Regions from separate parts of the Homo sapiens genome. Here region 1 is linked to region 2. The links are chromatin contacts, found by Hi-C or POLR2A ChIA-PET in ENCODE. All regions are on one chromosome and are shown on one strand. The core of a region is the stretch at or near the end of the contact, and the rest is flanking DNA. Distances in the headings are between cores, read along the strand shown. Region 1 has its middle 34 kb from the start of MMP7. Region 2 overlaps TMEM123 (transmembrane protein 123).

Region 1 (2,700 bases), core at 146-2,645, 150 kb before region 2:
CCAGCTACTCAGGAGGCTGAGGCAGGAGAATTGCTTGAACACGGGAGGTGGAGGTTGCAGTGAACCAAGACCACCATTGCACTCCAGCCTGCGTGACAAGAGTGAAACTCCATCACAAAAAAATAAAAAATAAAAAAAATAAATTTCTCCCAAAGTTAAGTTGGCCTATGCCCAGGAATGACCAAGGACATCTTGGAGGTCAGAAACAAGATGGAGTCAAGTATGTCAGATTTCTCTTATTGTCATAATTTTGCAAAGGCAGTTTCATCTTGTTTGTACAGATTATTCTCAGTGTCATTTTATCTTCAAAGATAAGGACATTCCTTTCCTCCAGGTATTGGGAGGGCACCCGGCCTCTTTCTTCAGGGAAAGATCAGAAAATCCTTCCTAGGTTTCATGGTCTGCTTCAGGAGAGAAAGACTGGGAGGAAAGTGGAGTGAACTTCCTGCTTTTCAAATGTCTTCAGCTTAAAATATTTAATATGCCAAGGTGCTATATTTTGGAGTAATGTGTCCTGAACCCCATCAGAAGTTTACTTTGTCAGGAAAGCCCACTTGGGCTTTTCAGTGGAACCTTCAAAATTGCTAAACTATAATTTTTTACAAAGTAAAATCATGACTCTCAAACACATGTAAAATGAACCTGTGTCAAATAATTTGTTGATTTAATTAATTAATGAGGAAACAGAATTTGGAGAATGAGGAGAATTTGGAGATGTATACATGCAACTAGGAATGCTAAAATGGTTTTGCTAATAAATGCAAAACTGATTGATATCCCATAGGTCAGTAAACATTTTCAAGTTTTATCTCTATAATGTTTTATAAAACATAATAAAGTTTTATCTCTAAATGCAATATGCCTTTGCATTTCTGTGAACAAGAATCAATTGCGGCCGGGCACGGTGGCTCACACCTGTAATCCCAGCACTTTGGGAGGCCGAGGCGGGCAGATCACAAGATCAGGAGATCAAGACTATCCTGGCTAACACGGTGAAACCCCGTCTCTACTAAAAGTACAAACAAAATAGCCTGGCATGGTGGTGGGCGCCTGTAGTCCCAGCTACTCGGGAGGCTGTGGCAGGAGAATGGCGTGAACCCAGGAGTTGGAGCTTGCAGTGAGCCGAGATCGCGCCACTGCACTCCAGCCTCGGCGACAGAGTGAGACTCCGTCTCAAAAAAAATAATAATAATAATAAAAATAAGAATAAAAAAAAGAATGATTTGCATTACTGTGGACAGGAAAAACCTGCATTGTTATCAGTTTTCTACAACTTAGTTTCTATTTCTAGGGAGCTATAAAATAGCCTAGTCATCAGAGAAAGTCATAGGTGAGTCATCAGAGAAAGTCATAGAATCAGATACTCTCTGGAAGAGACTTACTTTCATGTATGTGTCAGGGCGATGAAAAACCAACACAGGTACCTTGTAAGCATTCCACTAGAGTTAGCCATTATTTGAAAGTAAGCTCTAATATTAGTTCCTAATATGCTGGGACTTGGGGTTTCAATTCTTTAATTTCCTTTTGAAGTAACTTCTACAATTAAAAACTATACATTGAAAGTTAAAATTGAACAGAAGAGAGTCCTCTAAGTCAAAGCACTGCTTTCTCTTCCCATTTTGAAAAACACTATTCTTCATAAAACTGGTTACTGGGTGAACCTACTGAGAGAGGGGACATCTGAGAGAAGGGACACTGCTTGGGTCAGGGCTTTTGAGGACAGGTGATATGGCTCAGAAGTTCATCTGAGCACCTAAAGGCAGTGCTTGGCATCTGGTAGTTGCTGTTCCTTCAGGTCTGGGAAAGTGCGGGTGGGTCCAGAGCCTCCAGGCAAGAACTAGAAGATATTCCTCTGTCTGTATTCACCCTGGAACCACCCTTCAAACCCACACCTGATAGGTAATCGGAGATGAGTACTGAGGCAGTACAATGCCAAAATAATGGGCTAAATAAAAAATTTTCATCAAGTACTTTTGGGTACAACCACAGTTTTATCAAAAACATAAGAAACTCTTGGCATTTGAGGTTTTGACAGTTGAGGTTTCAGCTTTTTGCAAGCACAAGATGTCCAAGGACATGAGTTTGCCATTTTGCTAAAGGGCAAATTTGGTGCACTTGCATCATGAGGATGGTATAGATGGGAGAAGTACATGAGCAGTAAATCCCTCTGGCCCGTGGGCATCCACATTATAGCATGGCTTACCCATATCCCTCACCAGTGTCAAGTTTCTGCTGTATTTTTAACTATCTTTCATATGCTCTACACTCTAGGGAACAGAAAAATACAAATACCATATAATTGGACAGGAGGTTGTTATTTAAAAAAAAAAAAAAGAATGCAAAGAAAGAAAGGGAAAAAAGACAAATTCCTTACCATCAAAGAACATTCATTTTCATTGGGAAGGCAAGATGAAATTAATAAAATGGTCAACACCAGAGATAACATAGCCAAGAGCTGAAGTAGTTCTATAAGAGAATTCCAGAAAAGTCAAGGGGCCCATGAGTGATTTTGGAGGAGTGAGGTTTTGAATTTCATCCTGAAGGAAGTACACAATTTGGGCAGATGGAAAAGGAAGAGTGGGCATTGCATAAATAAAAAGGGGAGTTGGAACAGGAAGATAGTACCAGGAAATGGAACTAGTTTAGAATGTGCATGGTGTAGAACAGGAAAAGGATAGCCTTTGGTGTCAGAATTAAAGT
Region 2 (2,700 bases), core at 152-2,651:
ATCTGTTATTTTTTTATTTTTTACCATTCTGACTGGTGTGAGATGCTTTCTCACTGTGGTTTGATTTGCATTTCTCTAATAATTATGTTGAGCATTTTTTTAATATGCTTGTTGGCTGCATGTGTATGTTTTCTTTTGGGAAGTGTCTGTTCATATCCTTTCAATAAGGGTTGTTTTTTGCCTGTTCATTTAAGTTTCTTATAGATTCTAGATATTAGACCTTTGTCAGATGCATAATTTGCAAATATTTTCTCCCATTCTATAGGTTTTCTGTTTACTTTGTTGATAGTTTCTTTTGCAGTACAGAAGCTCTTTAATTAGGTTGCACTTTTCAACTTTAGCTTTTGTTGCAGTTGCCTTTGGTGTCTCTGTCATGAAAGCTTTGACAGGGCTAATGGCCAGAATGGTGTTTCCTAGGTTTTCTTCTAGGGTTTTATTTTTTTTTTCTGCTTCCCTCCCTTCCTGTCTTCTAGGGTTTTTATAGTTTTAGGTTTTACATTTAAGTCTTTTTAATTCATCTTGAGTTGATTTTCATATATGGTGAAAGGAAGGGGTCCAGTTTCAATCTCCTGCTTATGGCTAGCCAGTTATCCCAGTACCATTTATTGAATAGGGAGTCCCTTCCCCATTGCACTTTTTTTTTTTAAACTTTATCAAAGATCAGATGGCTGTAGTTGTGAGGCTTTATTTCTGGGTTATCTAACCTGTTCCATTGTTCCGTGTATCAGTTTCTGTACCGATACCATGCTGTTTTGGTTACTGTAGTCTTGTAGTATAGTTTAAAGTCAGGTAGCATGATGACTCTAGCTTTGTTCTTTTTGCTTAGGATTGCTTTGGCTAGTTGGGCTCTCTTTTGGATCCATATGAATTTTAGAAGAGCTTTTTTCCACTTACGGTGGTTTGATATCAATAGCACTGAATCTGTAAATTGCTTTGGGCAGTATGGCCATCTTAATAATATTGATTCTTTCTCTCCATGAGCAAGGAATGGTTTTCTATTTGTGTTATATCTGATTTCTTTGAGCAGTGTTTCATAATTCTCGTTGTAGAGATCTTTCACCTCCCTGGTTAACTGTATTCCTAGGTATTTGTATGTTTGTGGTGGGGGAAGGGAGTGCTGCTGTGAATGGGATTGCATTCTTGATTTGGCTCTCAGCTTGGGCATTATTGGTGTATAGAAATGTTACTGATTTCTGTACATTGATTTTGCATCCCGAAACTTTGCTGAAATTGTTAATCAGATCTAGGAGCCCTTGGGCAGAGACTGGGGTTTTCTAGTTAGAGAATCATCATCTGCAAAGAGAGAGTTTGACTTTCTCTTGGTTACCTGTTATGACTTTTTCTTGGTTTCCTGTTATTTCTTTCTCTTGTCTGACTGCCTAGGACTTCCAGTACTGTCTTGAATAGGAGTGGTGAGAGTGGGCATTTTTGTCTTGTTCTGGTTCTCAAAGGGAGTGCTTCCAGCTTTTGGCCACTCAGTATGATGTTAGCCGTAGGTTTGTCATAGATGGATCTTATTATTTTGAGGTATGTTTCTTTAATACCTAGATTGTTGAGGGTTTTTAACATAAAGGGATTTTGAATTTTATTAAAAGCCTTTTCTTTGTTTACTGAGATGATCGTGGTTTTTTTAGTTCACATTATGTGATAAATCACGTTTATTGATTTGCCTATGTTTAACCAACCTTGCATCCCAAGAATAAAGCCTACTTGATCATGGTGGATTAGCTTTTTGATGTGCTGGTGGATCAGTTTGCTAGTATTTTCTTGAGGATTTTTGTATCTATGTTTATCAGGGATATTGGCCTGAAGTTTTCTTTTTTTGTTGTGTCTTTGCCAGGTTTTGGTATCAGAATGTTGCTAGCCTTATAGAATGAGCTAGGGTAGAATCTCTTCTTAATTTTTTGGAATAATTTTATATTTTATTAATATATGTCTGGTAGAACTTGACTGTGAATCGGTCTGGTCCAAGGCTTTTCCTGATTGGTAGATTTTTTTTTATTACTGATTTTATGTCAGAACTCATTATTGATCTGTTCAGGGTTTCAGTTTCTTCTTGGTTCAGTCTTGGGAGGTTGTGTGTTTCTGAGAATTTATCCATTTCTTCTTCCAGGCTTTCCAGTTTGTATACGTAGTGGTGTTCATAATAGTCTCTGAGGGTTTTTTGTATTTCTGTAGGGTTGGTGGTAATGTTTCCTTTATCATTTCTGATTGTGTTTATTTGGCTCTTCTCTCTTTTTTCTTTATTAGTCTAGCTGGAGTCTGTCAATCTTATTTATTCTTTCAAATAACCAACTTTTGGGCTGGGCATGGTGCCTCACACCTTGTAATCCCAACACTTTGGGAGGCCAGGGTGAGTGGATCACCTGAGGTCGGGAGTTTGACACCAGCCTGGCCAACATGGTAAAACTCTGTCTCTACTAAAAATACAAAAATTAGCTGGGTGTGGTGGCACATACCTGTAGTCCCAGGTACTTGGGAGGCCGAGGCAGGAGAATCACTGGAACCCAGAAGGTGGAAGTTGCAGTGAGCTGAGACTGCACCATTGCACTCCAGCCTGGGCAACAGAGCAAGACTCCATCTCAAAAATAATGATGATAATAATAATAATAATAATAACAACCACCAACTTTTGGTTTCATTGATCTTTTGTATGTTTTTTCACATCTCAATTTCATTGAGTTCAGCTCTGATTTTGGT

The links. Hi-C counts contacts between places; a loop is a spot of excess contacts on that map. ChIA-PET counts read pairs that join two places held with the same protein, here RNA polymerase II (POLR2A). Pooled maps may share reads with other maps.
Region 1: a loop to region 2 is called in a pooled map, with 6 times the contacts of the local background. The contact joins two enhancer-like sites. A Hi-C loop is called at or near these places in 8 of 50 pooled maps. POLR2A ChIA-PET finds 5 or more read pairs at or near these places in 4 of 52 experiments (B cell, OCI-LY7, PC-9 and 1 more).

Annotation. Positions count from the first base shown.
Region 1 is chr11:102,562,971-102,565,670 of GRCh38, reverse strand. No RefSeq gene overlaps it. Among named protein-coding and RNA genes, the nearest start is that of MMP7, 34 kb to the right of the region's middle. Within about 2 kb of position 1,395, at least 4 of the 41 ENCODE cell types and tissues checked have a DNase peak (open chromatin) inside an H3K27ac peak, as active enhancers do.
Region 2 is chr11:102,415,817-102,418,516 of GRCh38, reverse strand. The region is part of intron 2 of TMEM123 (transmembrane protein 123); the gene reads left to right. Among named protein-coding and RNA genes, the nearest start is that of TMEM123, 36 kb to the left of the region's middle. Within about 2 kb of position 1,401, at least 2 of the 41 ENCODE cell types and tissues checked have a DNase peak (open chromatin) inside an H3K27ac peak, as active enhancers do.